Regions from separate parts of the Homo sapiens genome. Here region 1 is linked to region 2. A link is a loop called in an ENCODE intact Hi-C map of the cell type or tissue named here. Cell type or tissue: ovary. All regions are shown on one strand. Links, peaks and the distances in the headings refer to the core of each region. The heading gives the core; the rest is flanking DNA.

Region 1 (8,279 bases), core at 280-8,279, 48 kb after region 2:
ACAGTGGCCACAGGGGAGGTGTTTGCACCGTCGATGCGTTCAGACCAGCCCAAGCCTTCGGGTCCCCGGTGCCCACCTGCGTTCAGACCAGCCCAAGCCATCGGGTCCCCGGTGCCCACCTGCGTTCAGACCAGCCCAAGCCATCGGGTCCCCGGTGCCCACCTGCGTTCAGATCAGCCCAAGCCATCGGGTCCCCGGTGCCCACCTGCGTTCAGATCAGCCCAAGCCATCGGGTCCCCGGTGCCCACCATTTGAGCAGCTCAGGGCCCAGACCTGTGCCTGGTGCGTTTCCCATTTACCAGAGGGTCCCTGTGCGAGGCGTCTGCCAGAGCCCCCTTTGTCAGGGAGGGTCAGAGGTGCGGGCTGGAGCGTGAGCAGCCTGGACACCTGGCTGGTCCCTGGGCTCTGCGTGGCTTCTGAACCCAGGGTGCTTGGCACTGCCTCCCACTGACGCCTGCTGCCCGGATCTCATTGTAGAATCAAGCCAGGGAGGACTTCAACCAGGACATCGGCTGGTGTGTCTCCCTCATCACCGACTACAGGGTCCGGTTAGGTACGTGGGGTGCTGGGGAGGGGTGGAGCTGGGCAGCAGGCGTCCAGCCTCTGAAGACCCCTTGGACGGGCTGGGCCGGAGCTGCCTGGAGGCGGGGCATATTTCCGTGGGCCTGGGGCATTCCCTGTGGGTGGGCTGGGGTTCTGGCCTGGCCTGATTATTTCCTAAACAGAGACGCCGGGCCAGCCCCTGGAACACACTTCCTGGGACTCCTCTTAGGTCTACACAGTGCTCTCTCCCCTCCACCCCCTGCAGGCTGCGGGTCTTTTGCTGGCTCTTTCCTGGAATATTACGCGGCTGATATAAGTAAGTCTACAGGCACATCTTGGAAAATGTGGTTTGCCTTTTAGCCCTTTAGAAAAACAATCTTCTATGTCTGAAGCTGTGGAAGGGGACGTTGGGGTCAAGGCACTGTCCGCAGCCACACAGCATTGTTCAACCTCTATGAGGTTTTGATGTGACCCTGAGGCTCCCTGGGACCTGGGGCTGCTGGTGTCCACTGGCACAGCATCCCGAGCCTGCCCTGGGGCCCTCATCCCATGGGCCACATCCAGCGTGTCCCTGCTGTGGCTGGTGGCTGCACACATCAGATGTTGTGAAGAATGTAGGCCAGGTGCGGAGGCTCACACCTGTAATCCCAGCACTTTGGGAGGCTGAAGCAAGAGGATTGCTTGAGGCCAGGAGTTCAAGACTAGCTTGATCAACAGAGCAAGACCCCATCTCTACAGAAAAATAGAAAAAAATGAGCTGGGCGTGTGGCTTGCGTGCCTGCAGCCCCAGCTACTCGGGAGGCAGAGGTGGGAGAATGGCTTGAGCCCGAGAGTTCAAGGCTGTGGTGACCTATGTGATTGCACCGCTGCACTCCAGCCTGGGTGACAGAGCAAGACCTGGTCTCAAAAAGAGAACGTGTCACGAACACCGGGATGTTTGGCCACCACTTCACTGTCGATCCAGCATTTTCCTTTATCGACAGTAGTGGAGTTTTCCATGCCTCCTGGTTGGTGGAGGAGTGGACGTGGCTGAATTGATTCTGCTTGGGCAGTGCTGCACGGGCAGGCGCTTTTCTCTGCTATAAGGGTTAAACCTGGCTGCAGGGCCCAGTGAGGGGGGAAAGGCCGGGGGTCCCAGCAGAGGAAGTGTCTTTAGGAGCGTGAATGCTCCACTCCCGTGCTAACACGGAGCTCGATCGCTAGGGTCTGCCCCCATCCCTGCCATGTCGCAGCCTCCCATCGGCCCTGACCCACAGCCACCCGAGGAAGGCAGCCCACGCGCTGGTCCCACGACAGGTGCTTCTTTTGCAGGCTATCCTGTCCGAAAATCCATCCAGCAGGACGTCTTGGGGACCAAGCTTCCTCAACTGAGCAAGGGGAGCCCCGAGGAGCCCGTGGTGGGGTGCCCCCTGGGGCAGAGGCAGCCCTGCCGGAAAATGCTCCCCGACCGCTCGCGGGCCGCCCGGGACCGGGCCAACCAGAAGCTGGTGGAGTACATTGTGAAGGCCAAGGGCGCGGAGAGCCACCTGCGGGCCATCCTAAAGAGCAGGAAGCCATCTCGCTGGCTGCAGACCTTCCTGAGCTCCAGCCAGTACGTGACCTGTGTGGAGACCTACCTGGAGGATGAGGGGCAGCTGGACCTGGTGGTGAAGTACCTGCAGGGCGTCTACCAGGAGGTGGGGGCCAAGGTGCTCCAGCGCACCAACGGCGACCGGATCCGGTTCATTCTGGACGTGCTTCTGCCCGAGGTGAGCCGCGGACCGGCGTGTCACGTGGGCAGGGAGGGGCCTGCGCTGGGATTTTGCAACTCCGCACGAGGAGGCTGCCACGGTCCTCGCCCCTGCTCCCTGGCCGTTCGGCGGCCAACGGAGCGTGGAGGCCTCCTGTGTTTACATCCTGTCAGTGCTGGGAAATGCGAGTGCGTGCGCTTGACCCTGTGCGGAGACGGAGCCGCTTACTTGACCCCTGTGCAGAGATGGAGCTGCTTAGAAGCTGTCAGCACCAGGGGGTGCGAACTCCCTCCCTACTGCGGGCGCACAGATGCTTCCCAGCCTCGGTGGGTCAGTCCTGGGAAACCCACTGCGAGTTGGAAATTCCCAAGTCAGAATCGCATTTAGTACCCAGATAAACCCACTGTAAGTTGAAAAACTGTAAGTGGATAATGCGCCTCATACTCTGATAAACCCGTGGTAAGTTAAACACACAAATTAGACTGTCTGTGATTTCGAACTTCAGCTGCGGATTTGGGGCTTGGTGAGGAGCAAATACAGATGATTTTGAAGTTTGTATCTGAAATTTCAGAGAGGACATTGCTGGGCATATGTGTACATCTGTGGGAAAAAAACATACTCAAAACTATTTAACTTTATAACTATGGGAATTTTCAAATAGACCCAAAAAGAAAATAGCATAATGAACTCTAATGTGCCCATAACCTGCCTGGAATTATTTTTTGGAGCATAAAAACCCTCAAGCTTTTTTTTTTTTTTTTTTTTGAGTTGGAGTCTCGCTCTGTCACCCAGGTTGGAGTGCAGTGGCGCAATCTCGGCTCACTGCAAGCTCTGCCTCCCAGGTTCACGCCATTCTCTTGTAGCCTTCCAAGTAGCTGGGACTACAGGCGCCCGCCACGACGCCCGGCTAATTTTTTGTATTTTTAGTAGAGACGGGGTTTCACCATGTTGGCCAGGATGATCTTGATCTCCTGACCTCGTGATCCACCCCCCTCAGCCTCCCAAAGTGCTGGGATTACAGGCGTGAGCCACCACTCCCGGCCACAGTTTTTTTTTAAGCCCATAAATACTTCAGTGTGTGTCTCTAAAAGGAGGGTGATTCTGCCCCCTGGGGGACACTGGCAGTGTCTGGGGACATCTGTGCTTGTCACAGCTAAGGGTGCTTCTGGCATGGAGTGGGTTGGGGCAGGGACGCTGCTCAGCACCCTGCAGCGCCTAGGACAGCCCCACCTCAGAGAACAGTCTGGCCCCGACGTCCACAGGGCCGAGTGGGAGAGACTCTGCTCTGAACCGAATGGACTCTGTTAAAAATGTGTTTACCATAATCACAAAAGTAAAAAATAGGGATGATTTCTTAATGTCAGGTATGTATTGTGTATTCAGGATACTCTTTTTTTTTTATAACAATAAACTTAAGGCCGGGTGTGGTGGCTCGCATCGGTAATTCCAGCACTTTGGGAGGCCGAGGCAGGTGGATCATGAGGCCAGGAGCTTGAGACCAGCCTGGCCAACATGGTGAAACCCCGTTTCTACTAAAAATACAAAAATTAGCTGGGCGTGGTGGCGCGTACCTATAATCCCAGCTACTCGGGAGGCTGAGGCAGGAGAATCACCTGAACCCGGGAGGCAGAGGTTGCAGTGAGCTGAGATTATGCCATTGCGCTCCAGCCTGGGCGACAGGGCGAGACTCTGTACCAGAAAAAACCGCCACCAAAAAAAAAACTTAAAATTTTTGAGAAATGCTCTTGTGGGTTTGGGTCTTGCCTTTTCTTCTCTGCTTTTAGTGATCTGAGCTATTGTGTCTAGTCCGAAAGATAGTACTGATTTAATTAAGAAACATCATTACAAGCAGGGATTCATGGACTAGGTTTGCACCTTCTGAACCATGAGCTAGACCATGTCTGGAGGCTGGAACCTGGTGACCCAGGCTCCCTGCGGCCTTCTTAACCGCAGGCCACTTGGGGCCAGTTGGGCAGTGCCTGCTGCTATTGAGCCCCGTGCCCTCTCACAGGCCATCATCTGTGCGATCTCTGCGGTGGACGAGGTGGACTACAAGACGGCTGAGGAGAAGTACATCAAGGGGCCTTCGCTGAGCTACCGGTAGGCCGCTCCCGGCGCTATCTCCAGCCACTTGCGTCTCTGCCTTGCAGTTTCTATTTCCACACCCACAGGCAGTTTGACTCCAGGCTGCCGCAGCCCCTCTCCCTCATGAGGTGGCCCAGGTGCTGGGTGGTGAGCTGATCACATACGCTGAACTCACCCTGTGGGTCACTCCTGCCCCCCAGGAAGGCTGTGCCCGGGTCTCCCAGCTGGTCGCTGTGGGCAGCACGGGGCCACGGGCACGTGCCTGGGCCGTGTCTGTTCTTAATCTCTTTTTGCAGGGGCTGATGTTTGCTTTTTGCACTTTCCTCCCCTCTTTCCACAGCCCCATGGCTGTGTGAGAAATACAGCAAGATTAAGCAGCAGCACGGCCCGGTGCTTTCCAGCAGCCAGAAGAATGCTGTGATCAAGATGTTTCTCTCACATCCGTGTGCTTAGCTGCCCTTGGATGTTTGGCCCCCAGAGCGCCTAATCCTGTCTCTGGGCATGCGGCCAGGCCTTGCTGGGAGCCAGGCGGGGCCCACGGGGCAGTGACAGGCTGAAGACTCAACTAGAGTCAAGGACAGGGTCTCCGGCCAGGGTGGCTTGCGCAGCCACCGACGTCTCCCGGGCCCACAGTCACAGGAGACTCCTGGTGAAGACACTGAACTCCCTCACCAGCCCCATGTCCTCCCTGGGCAGGGCAGGAGGGGCCCCTGGAGAGGCCAGGGAGGAGGTGTGGGGCCTCGGTGGCATTGGCAGGCCACCCCCGCAGAGCTGCACAAAGGTGGAATTTGGCCTTGTTTAGGGAGTGTTGGCCCAGCTGGCTTACCAAAACAGGAAAGGCCTTTGGATACAGAAACTGGGTGTTTTCCTGCTGGATCTTCATGGTTCCCCCGTCATGCTTGCCGTAAGAATAAGTGAGGTCCGGGGAGGGGGTAAGGTCGGAGCCAGGACACCTGGACCCAGCCTGCTGGTTTGTCCTCTCCCTCCGTCTCAGAAGCCTCTTCACCGCTCCACGCCCATCTGTGGAAATCTTTCATCCTGATTTTTTTTTTTGAGTCTGGGTTGCCGACATCAAAACCCGTTAGGAGTTCATCACAGCTTCCAGTTGCCATGAAAGCCTCCCGTGACCTGTGAGAATGGTGCTGGTGCTGATGGAGAAGTTACTTGGGCTGAGCACACAGGCCGTGATTTCATCACGCCGGGGACATGCTCAAAATAACAAGCCAGTGAGCAGCATCGCACTTGATCTTTGGCCTCAGTGGAGCCTTGGGTCACACACTGGGCGTCCTGGGACCCAGTCTCCCCGCCGCACGGCGTTTCCCAGGCCCTCTTGTTCTTTTAGAGTTGCACCATGAGCCTCTCTGCACTCTTCCCAAGGCTGTCCTCCTCAGGTCTGCCTTTCTCTGGTGCTGCGGCCGGTGTGCTCTCCCCTATTTCCAGGTCTGCTGGGGCGCACATCAGAGCCAGCAGCCGTTGTTGATCTCTTTTGATCCAGGGCAGCCCTATTGCTGAGAGGGGTTGCTAGCTAAGCAATTGTTATAATTTTCCTTTACAGGGAGGTCACTTAGTAAGGACAATTTGGCATCTCATACTCTTTCGTAAAAAATTATTTTTAGTCAGTCACAGTGGCTCATGCCTGTAATCCCAGCACTTTGAGAGGCTAAGGTGGGAGGATCCTCTGAGCCCAGGAGTTTGAGGCTGTAGTGAGCCATCATTATGCCACTGCACCCTAGTCTGGGTGACAGAGCAACACCCTGTCTCTAAAAATAAATATTATTTTAAAACATTGTTAAGGCCTGGTGCGGTTGCTCACGCCCATAATCCCAGCACTTTGGGAGGCCGAGGCAGGTGGATCACGAGGTCAGGAGTTCGAGACCATCCTGGCCACCATGGTGAAACCCCATCTCTACTTTAAAAAAAAAAAAAAACCAAGCATGGTGGCACGCGCCTATAGTCAGTCCCAGCTACTCAGCAGGCTGAGGCAGGGGAATCGCTTGAACCCGGGAGGTGGAGGTTGCAGTGAGCTGAGATTGTGCTACTGCATTCCAGCCTGGTGACAGAGCGAGACTCCGTTTCAAAAAAAAAAAAAAATATTACACATCCTGTAAAAGTTACCATCCTAACCTTCTTAAGTGTATGGTTCGATGGCGGTGAGCACTTTCACAGTGCTATGCAGCCGGTACTGCTGCTCATCTCCGAACTTCATCTTTCCAAACTACAGCTCTGTCCCCATCAAACAACTGCCCTCTCATATATATATAATATATATTATATATATAAAATATATATAGCCATATATATTTATATATAATGTATATTATATAAAATTTATATATTATATAAAATATATAAATTTTATATATAATATATAAAATCATATAATTTATATATTTTATATATAAAATATATATTATATATAAAATATATTATATATAAAATGTATAATTTTATATATTATAATATATACAATTATATAACAATTTTATATATTATATAATATATAATTGTATATATTATATATAAAATGTACAATTTTATAATATATAAAACAATTTAATATATAATATATATAAAGTATGTATACTTTATATTATATATAAAATATATAATTTTATATATCATATGTATATGTAGACATACACACACACACATATGTATTTATTTATTTTTTTTTTTTTGAGACAGAGTCTTGCTCTGTCACCCAGGCTGGAGTGCAGTGGCACAGTCTCGGCCCACTGCAACCCCCCCACCGTGCCTTGGTTCAAGCGATTCTTCTGACTCAGCCTCCCGAGTGGCTAGGATTGCAGGTGCCCACTACCACGCCTGGCTAATTTTTGTTATTTTTAGTAGAGACAGCATTTCACCATCTTGGCCAGGCTGGTCTTGAACTCCTGATCTCGTGATCCACCCACCTCGGCCTCCCAAAGTGCTGGGATTACAGGCGTGAGCCAAAGTGCCTGGACTCTCTGTCATACTCTTTTTTTTTTTTTTTTTTTTAGAGACAGAATTTAGCTCTGTCGCCCAGGCTGGAGTACAATGGCATGATCTTGGCTCACTGCAAGCACCACCTCCCGGTTTCAAGCGATTCTCCTACCTCAGCCTCCTAAGTAGCTGGGATTACAGACATGCGCCACCACGCCCGGCTGTTTGTTTTTTTTTTTGTTTGTTTTTTTTTTTTTTTGGTATTTTTTGTAGAGACAGGGTTTCACCGTGTTAGCCAGGATGGTCCTGATCTCCTGACCTTGTGATCCGCCTGCCTCGGCCTCCCAAAGTGCTGGGATTACAGGCGTGAGCGACCACACCCAGTCCTCTCTCTCATATTCTTTAACACACAATGATTAATTACTAAAATGAAGACTCTTGTTTTCTGAAGGGAAAAAGAAATATTTGACAACCAGCTCCTTGAAGAGCGGAACCGGCGCCGTCGGTGAGGGAGCAGCCGGCTGTGCTGTCAGCGGGGCCTGGCGGTGGAAGCGCCTCCAGTGTGCATGAGCGTGTCTGAAGATGGGGGGCTCAGGGGGCACGTTTGCGTTTGGACCTGTCTGTGCGTTCTCCTGCGTGGCAGTCCTGATTTCCATGCTTCTGGAGAATCCATTTCGTTAACACTGAAAGCCAGTTCTCTTTTCCTGGCAGTTTTTTTCATTTTATTTTTGGCATTTTTTACAAGATACCGTTCGGGAAAGGCTTTTGAAAGGACGGAAGCGTATTCACTGTGCGCCAGTACTCCTGGCTGTGCTGTGGTTTCTCCCGACGTGCACATCGATCTCGTATGTGTGGCATCTGATATTAAACGGGAGGTTTTAAGAAGCGTCTGCCGTGATCATGGAGCTTCGGAAGCGGGAATGGTTCTTCCGGGTTTGCTGTTTTGTCTGTTTCCCCCTTGTGTGGTTTCCGCCTGCGACAGTTCCAGAATTTGCTCTC
Region 2 (8,545 bases), core at 377-8,376:
GCTGGAGTGCAGTGGCAGGATCTCGGCTCACTGCAAGCTCCGTCTCCTGGGTTCACACCATTCTCCTGCCTCAGTCTCCTGAGTAGCTGGGACTACAGGCGCCTTCCACCACGCCTGGCTATTTTTTTTTTTTTTTTTTTTAATTAGAGACAGGGTTTCACGGTGTTAGCCAGGATGGTCTCAATCTCCTGACCTCGTGATCCACCCACCTCGGTCGGCCTCCCAAAGTGCTGGGATTATAGGTGTGAGCCACCGTGCCCTGCCTTGATTTCTTTTATTGTCTTCATAAAGCTGTGTGTCCATCAACCCAATCAACTTTAGAACATTTCCATCATTCCAAAAGGAAACCCCGTTCCCTCCCCAGCCCTGGCACCCACACTTCCCCTCCCTGTCTCTGTGGATCTGCCTGCCCTGGACATTTCATAGAAATGGGATTGCACACCTGTGGCCTTCTGTGTCTGGCGTCTCTCACTGAGTGTGGCGTCCTCAGGATGCATCTGCGCTGTGGCCTGGGTCAGAGCCTCGCTCCTTTTCACGGCTCAGTCGTGTTCCAGTGGGCAGAGGGCCATGCCGTGTTTGCCCATTCTTGTGTTGATGGACATTTGGGCTGTTTCAGACGTTTCTGAGTGTGTAGGGAATGCTGTTCTTGCCAACTCTTCCAGTGGCCCTGGATTTGGGCCTTTGACCCTCACAGAAGGCCAAGCAGAGGCTGGGCAGGTCCCACCAAGGCCAGAAGCAGAGGGCGTGTTCCCCAGCAGGGCCTGGTGTTTGGAGCATGACACATGGAAACAGCTTCCAGGCATGACCCTGTGTCTCCCAGCTGGCCCTGCCACTTCTGGAGGTGACCCTGCCACCCTGTGACTCTGTTTCTCCGTCGGCAAAGGCGGCGGTGATGGGGACTCTGTGGTGGCAGCTATTGTCAGGCAGCATGGCAGCTGCACACGGGGGCTCGCCCATGTGAGGGAGGCTTTCCGCAGGTGGTCCCTGTCCCTGTCCCTGTTCGCATGGTCCTGCAGACGGCCGTCTCACCCCCATACCACTGGCGTTGGAGGGCAGATTGGGCGTGAGGAGAGGGTGAATCTGTGTCCAGGGCTCCCCAGTTTTCCGTTCAGACCCGTGGGGAGGCGACTTTCCCGCTGTGGGCTCCAGCATCGGGAGGGGTGGTCTGTGTGGAGTGACGTGTGGCCCTGTCCCCGCTACGAGAAATCCCGGGGAAAGGAGGGGTGAAGGGGGCGGGAGGGGGTTCCTGGAATCTGGCTGAGCTTGGGTGGCACCCAAGGATGCCTGCAGCCCGCCCAGTGGCACGGGAAGCCCCCTCACCCGCTGGCTGGAAGGGGTGGGAGGCAAGTGGCAGGAGGCAGGTGGATGGGTTGCCTGTTCTTCCCTGGGGGCGCCAGGGGAAGACCTGTCCCTGCCAGAGCACCGCGGCTGGCAGCCCCCAGCCCTTTGGTGGCAGCTATGCCCTGGGGTGGGCAGGGTGATGCGTAGGTCATCTGCCCCTGTGGTGGGCCCAGCGCCCTCCTGTCTTCTCAGACCCTCCAGAGGAGGCAAAGGAGGTCTCTCAGGCAGAGCGAGAACATGTCATTCCTTCAGGGACAGCAGAACCACCACAGGTACTGCCCACCTGGGTCAGACATCAGAGGGACAGAGACAGAGAGACAGAGACAGTCAGAGACAGAGAGACAAAGGGAGACAGAGAGAGACAGACGCAGGCAGACAGAGTCAGAGATGGAGGGAGGAAGAGACGGAGAGACAGTGACAGAGACAGAAGGAGACAGAGACAGAGAGACAGAGACAGAGGGAGACAGAGAGACAGAGATGGGGGAGACAGACAAAAACAGAGAGACAAAGACAGAGACAGAGGGAAACAGAGAGAGGGAGAGACAGAAATAGAGATAAACAGAGACAGAGAGGGAAGGAGACAGAGAAAGAGACAGAGAGACAGAGGGAGACAGAGATAGATCGAGTCGGACAGAGACAGAGAAAGAGACACAGAGAGACAGAGGGATACAGAGATACAGCAAGTCGGAGAGAGACAGAGAGACATGGGGAGACAGAGGCAGCGCAGGGGCGGCTGTGCAGGGCGATGGGCCGAGGGCTCCATCCCGGCCTTCCTGGCCCCTGGGCCCCCCGCCTCCCAGCTGTGACTGGCCTGCTCTGGCCTTGGGCTCCGCCTGACTTTTCTGGGTTTGGGGTTGAGGGTGCAGGAGGCCCTGGCAGGGCAGGACTCTGGGTCCCCAGGGGCCGCCTCACCATCCTGCCCCCGGGGTCACAGAACTTGGGCATCTCCCCATCAGTGGGCGACACGGGCCCAGCAGGGACTCGGGAAGGGGCTGGGGCACCCTGGGCTCTGCTCAGCCCGTGTCCCAGGAGCTTGGCAAGGGGCGCACAGCCAGCCCACAGCTAACTGCTGAGGGGAACCCTCCTCTCCCAGGTGCCAGCCCAGGTGGGGGCAGGGAGCCTCAGGCCCTACCCTCGGGTGCTCACAGCGTCTCCTGGACTTAGCAGAGGTCGGTGAGGCCCGAGGAAGCTTCATGCTGGGGTCTCGGTGCAGGAGGTGGAGGGGGGATGGGAAAAGGCTTGAAGGGAGGGCCCGGATCCATCAATGGACACTGAGGCTGCTTGGTGTCTCCTGGAAGATCTGTTCACATCCTGGCCCCTGAAACTTGTGAATGGGACTTTATTTAGAAATAGGGCCTTTGCGGCCGGGCGCGGTGGCTCACGCCTGTAATCCCAGCACTTTGGGAGGCCGAGGCAGGCGGATCACAAGGTCAGAAGATCGAGACCATCCTGGCTAACACGGTGAAACCCCGTCTCTATGAAAAATACAAAAACAAAATTAGCCGGGCGTGGTGGCGGCAGGCGCCTGTAGTCCCAGCTACTCGGGAGGCTGAGGCAGGAGAATGGTGTGAACCCGGAAGGCGGCGCTTGCAGTGAGCCGAGATCGCGCCACCGCACTCCAACCTGGGCGACACAGCGACACTCCGTCTCAAAAAAAAAAAAAAAAAAATAGGGCCTTGGCAGATGTGACCGAGTTATGACGAGGTCGTTCGAGTGGGCCTGGCGCAGCGTGACTGGCATCCATATAAAATACACATGCATTGATTGGGCACTGGTGAAAGGGAACTACCTCAGTCCCCACCTCAGGATGTCGCATAACCGGTGTTTATGGCACCAAAAACTTCATCTCTGTAAACCACTTGGAGGGGTGTCTGGCACCAAGTCCATGTCCATGAGTGTCTGAAAATAGCATAAAAATAAAATAGAAAAAAAGAAAGAGCTGGTGCCTACCCTCGGGGAGCCTACAGGACGTGAGCTTGAAAGAGCTGGTTATCTCCCCGTCTCTCTGTCTCTCTCTGTCTTGGAAATGTCTAAGGGGGCAGGCAGGAGGGCTTCCTGGAGGAGGGGTCCTTTGAGCTGAGTTCAGAAGGGCGAGAAGGAGCCAGGTTTCTCATGGAGCAGCCAATGCAAAGGGCTGGGGGCCACCTGGAGCCTGGTGTGTCCTTCGGGCAGCTGGTGTGGCTGGAGCAGGGGATGCCAAGCCTGCTGAGGGCTTCATGGGCCGCAGGGAGGAGTTTGGTTTTTCTCCTGAGGGCACTGGGGAGCCACAGCAGAGTTTAGAGCAGAAGAAGGACACAATTTGTGCCCTGTGCCCGTGGTGAGCGGCGAGCAGGGAGGGCTGCCTGGAGGCGGGTAAGGACCTCAGAGCGGAATTCTGCCACAGTGAAGCTTTGGAGGAAATCTTTCTTCCTTTTCTCTTCTTTTCCCATCACGGGTTGAGAAATTGGAGGGAGGGGCATTGCTGGGGCTTCCTGTGCCCGCGTGTGCGGGGGGTTCTGGGGCCTGCTGCCTGCCTGAGCCAGCCCCTTTTCCCGCCAGAGGCCTCTCGTCAGTCCCCGGGGGGGCCCAGTGGTGACCTTGGGCCTCGGGGAACATCCAGACCTGGGTCAGTGGCCTCGGCAAGTGCCCGGGGGATCCGCCCTCCGGTCCCCGTGCCAGTTTCCACAGCGGGACAGGGGGGTCCCGGGGGCCGGGAGTCCGCAGCCCCGAAGACCTACGCTGCCGCCAGCCACACCCCTGGGGGTCCGACCCTCCTGGGTCCCACTTTACAGATGGAGGAACTGAGGCGGTGACTCTAATCTTCGCCCGGCCTGAGTCGCGGGGCTGGAACCCGCAGCGTTTGCCGATTCCCAGGGCCCGAGCGCTCCGGCGAGTGTGTGTGTAACGCCCTCTCCCTGGACGCCTCGAGTTTAGGAAACGGCGGAGCCGCCCGGATTGAAATTCTCGGCCCGTGCACGCCCGGCGGAGAAATCCATGACGCATTGTTTAGACAGACGCCTTTAAACCGCGCCGCGGCGGGGGGCGGCGGCCGGGGGCGCCTGCGCGGGGAAGGTCACCCTTTTTTTCTGCACAAAGGTCAGCCGTAGACCGTTGCCAAGACAACGGCCGGCGTAAAGATGGAGGCTTAAGGAGAACAGACAGTTCCCCTCCCGAAGATGCCCCGTGCAAAGGGCCCGGCCGTGGGCTTGGGAGGCTCAGGGGGTGTGAGGAGCTGAGCGCCGGAGCAGAGAGAGCGGAGAGTGGGGCGCTGGGATGGCTCTGGGAGGCCAGGAAGGAATGCGGGGGCCTGGGGGGCAGATCTTGGCTCAGGCCCTGCCAGGCTGTCTTCAAACCAATGAGCCTCAGGGTTCCTGGCTGTGAAATGGGAACAACGTCTGCCCTTCAGGGTAGGCATCTCCAGGCTGGTCTGGTGTGGGAACCGCTGTGTTAAACATGCAGACTCCAGCCAGGCGCCGTGGCTCACACCAACGGGGCACAGTGGCTCACACCAACAGGGCACAGTAGCTCACACCCGCCGGGCACGGTGGTTCACACCAGCCGGGCACGGTGGCTCACACCCGCCGGGCACAGTGGTTCACGCCAGCCAGGCACAGTGGCTCAAACCCGCTGGGCACAGTGGCTCACACCAACGGGGCACAGTGGCTCACACCCGCCGGGCACGGTGGTTCACACCAGCCGGGCACGGTGGCTCACACCAGCCGGGCACAGTGGCTCACACCCGCCGGGCACAGTGGTTCACACCAGCCGGGCACAGTGGCTCAAACCCGCTGGGCACAGTGGCTCACACCAACAGGGCACAGTGGCCCACGCCAGCCGGGCACGGTGGCTCACGCTAACAGGGCAGAGTGGTTCACGCTAGCCGGGCATGGTGGCAGTATGCCAGCCGGGTACAGTGGCTCACGCTTGTCATCTCAGCACTTTGGTGTTTGTTTGTTTGTTTGTTTTTGAGATAGTCTCACTCTGTCGCCCAGGCTGGACTGTAGTGACAAGATCTGGGCTCATTGCAACCTCCGCCTCCCGGGTTCAAGCGATTCTACTGCCTCAGCCTCCCAAGTAGCTGGGACTACAGGCATGTGCCATCACGCCTAGCTAATTTTTTGTACTTTTAGTAGAGACGCGGTTGCACCATTTTGGCCAGGCTGGTCTTGAACTCCTGACCTCGTTATCCACCCGCCTCGGCCTCCCGAAGTGCTGGGATTACAAGTGTGAGCCACCGCGCCCAGCCTCATCTCAGCACTTTAGGAGGCTGAGGCGGGAGGACTGCTTGAGTCCAGGAGTTTAAGACGAGCTGGGCAACATAGTGCAATCCTGTCTTTATTTTAAAAAATACAAAAAAATTAGCTGTGCATGGTGGTGTGCATGTGCAGTCCAGTCCCACGTACTCAAGAGGCTGAGGTGGGAGGATCTTGGGAGCCCAGGAGGTCACAGCTGCAGTGAGCCATGATTATGTCACTGCACTCCAGCCTGGGTGACAGAGCAAGACCCTGTCTCAAAAAGGCAGATTCGGCCGGGTGCGGTGGCTCACGCCTGGAATCCCAGCACTTCGGGAGGCCGAGGTGGGCGGATCACCAGGTCAGGAGATCGAGACCATCCTGGCTAACACGGTGAAACCCCGTCTCTACTAAAAATAAAAAAATCAGCCGGGCGTGGTGGTGGGCGCCTGTAGTCCCAGCTACTTGGGAGGCTGAGACAGGAGAATGGCGTGAACCCGGGAGGTGGAGCTTGCAGCGAGCCGAGATTCTGCCACTGCACTCCAGCCTGGGTGACAGAGCGAGACTCCGTCTCAAAAAAAAAAAAAAAAAATGCTGATTCATAGGCCCTCCAGGGGGCTCGGGCTCCAGAAAGGCTGGGGGTCTTGGTCAGCATCCTAGGTGTCCCCTGATCACCGCCAGAGGTCCCATGAGTGTGAGCTGGGACTCCGAGGAGGCTTGGTTTCTCCTACCCCCTTCCCCGAGCTGGAGCCGGAAGCCCAGTGGCCCCTCTGGGCCGGAAGCAGACTGGAGGCTCAGATTTGCAAACCTGAGAACAGAGGTCCCGGGAGCAATGAGGTGGGCCTGAGACCCTCGCTCAGAGGTGGCTGCTTCTCGATCTGCAGGATCTGAGGGCCTTGGCGGCCAGCAGGGACGTGGCCAGGAGCTGGCCTCGGCTTTGGGGACTCAAGGTCTTTGCTGTCATAGCTTTTTGGTAGCTACATAAAAATGGTGCTGTTCACACAAACCAATCTCCCTGGAGGTGCTTTTAAGGACTGATGAGAGCCACACGCCCTGATTACCATTTCATTTACCGGCGAACCTGCCTTACCTTTGCGACAGAGAGGACATCAGGAAGGTGACTTTTATTGAGGTGAAATTCACACGATGCAAAAGTAACCATTTTAAAGTAAACTTAATGACCTGCGTCAGCCTCACTCCCATTCCCTGCCCCAGCCCTGACGCTACGCAACCACTTTCTTCTTTTATTTATTTATTTATTTATTTTTTGAGACAGAGTCTTTCTCTGTAACCCAGGCTGGAGTGCAGTGGCACGATCTCAGCTCACTGCAACCTCCACCTTCCGGATTCAAGCAATTCTCCTGCCTCAGCCTCCCGAGTAGCTGGGACTACAGGTGCCCGCCACCACACCCGGCTATTTTGTATCTTTAGTAGAGACGGGGTTTCACCGTGTTGGCCAGGCTGGTCTCCAACGCCTGACCTCAAGTTATCCACCCACCTTGGCCTCCTGAAGTGTTGAGATTACAGGCGTGAGCCACCTCACCCAGCCGAGCAGTTTTTAATTTTTGGAAAATGTGTACCTCCACTGTGAGAGGCGTCTGTGTGTGCGTGTTGTGGTTTGAGTGCCCTGAATTAGTTAAAGGCACTCCTTCTTCTCTGCGGTTCCCTGCAGACCTGACCGTCTGTGATTCTGCAGATGTCAGGGCTGTACAGAAGAGGGTGGAGGCCGGGCCAGCCCCAGCTCCTGCTCACACAGGGAATTAGTGTCAGAGCTGGGCTGGGGTCGAGAGGTGGGCTGCTGGGACATCCGCCCTTTCACCCCCATGCTGACTCCAACATCAGATTGCTGTCAGCCTGGCTGTCCGAAAAAGAACGGACCTGGGGCCGGGCGCAGTGGCTCACGCCTGTAATCCCAGCTACTCAAAAGGCTGAGGCAGAAGAATCGCTTGAACCAGGGAGGCGGAGGTTGCAGTGAGCCGACATCGTGCCACTGCATTCCAGCCGGGGTGACAGAGTGAGACCCCATCTCAAAAAAGAAAAAGAAAAAAAAAAAGGGCCGGGCGCAGTGGCTCATGCCTGTAATCCCAGCACTTTGGGAGGCCAAGACCGGCTGATCACGAGGTCAGGAGATCGAGGCCATCCTGGCTAACACAGTAAAACCTCGTCCCTACTAAAAATAAAAAAAATTAGCCAGGCGTGGTCGAGGGCACCTGTAGTCCCAGCTACTCGGGAGGCTGAGGCAGAATGGTGTGAACCCAGGAGGCGGAGCTTGCAGTGAGCCGAGATCGTGCCACTGCACTCTAGCCTGGGCGACAGAGCGAGACTCCGTCTCAAAACAAACAAACAAACAAACAAAAAGACTGGGCACGGTGGCTCAGGCCTGTAATCCCAGCACTTTGGGAGGCCAAGGCTGGCAGATCACCTGAGGTCAGGAGTTTGAGACCAGCCTGGCCAACCCAATTTTTTTTCTCTACTGAAAAAAAAAAAAAAAAAAATATATATATATATATATAGGAGGCTGAGGCAGGAGAATCGCTTGAATCAGGAGGCAGAGGTTGTAGTGAGCCGAGATTGTGCCACTGCACTCCATCGTGGGCAAGAGAGGGAGACTCTGTCTCAAAAAAAACAAACCTAGAAAAATTAGCTGGGCATGGTGGTGGGCACCTGTAATCCCAGCTACTTGGGAGGCTGAGGCAGGATAATCACTTGAACCAGGGAGGCGGAGGTTGCAGTGAGCTGAGATCGCGCCACTGCACTCCAGCCTGGGCGACAGAGTGAGACTCCATCTCAAAAAAAAAAAAAAAAAAAAAAAGACGTACCTGCTCTTCTCGCCAATTAGGACAGGACATCGGGAACCTAGAAAATTTGACCAACACGGAAAAGCACCCCAAACCAAACCACACAGCAACAGCAAAACTCAGACTCTTAGCACCTCCACCCAGAACCAGTACTGTTTATACGATTCCAGTCACGACCCGGCATGTGTCGGGTGT

Evidence for each region. Hi-C counts contacts between places; a loop is a spot of excess contacts. Peaks named below come from ENCODE experiments on the same cell type or tissue, not always from the same donor. Only the 100,000 strongest peaks of a DNase experiment are listed, where the experiment ranks them.
Region 1: a loop joins it to region 2, with 1.8 times the contacts of the local background. A loop is called at or near these places in 18 of 110 quality-filtered maps.

What each region holds. Positions count from the first base shown.
Region 1 is chr19:1,368,788-1,377,066 of GRCh38, forward strand. PWWP3A (PWWP domain containing 3A, DNA repair factor) reads left to right here. Exons shown (of 14, transcript NM_001369789.1): 10 at 478-553; 11 at 809-859; 12 at 1,855-2,291; 13 at 4,285-4,373; 14 at 7,732-8,279. The coding sequence ends at 7,789. Among named protein-coding and RNA genes, the nearest start is that of TRF-GAA1-6, 11 kb to the right of the region's middle. RefSeq lists enhancers at 1-182, 183-683. In ovary, for the core only: a CTCF peak has its summit at 4,456; a DNase peak (open chromatin) is centred at 4,855; H3K27ac peaks cover 2,878 bases.
Region 2 is chr19:1,321,014-1,329,558 of GRCh38, forward strand. No RefSeq gene overlaps it. Among named protein-coding and RNA genes, the nearest start is that of PWWP3A, 30 kb to the right of the region's middle. RefSeq lists enhancers at 3,489-4,002, 4,003-4,514. In ovary, for the core only: no CTCF peak of the experiment used is centred there; a DNase peak (open chromatin) is centred at 4,269; H3K4me3 peaks cover 812 bases.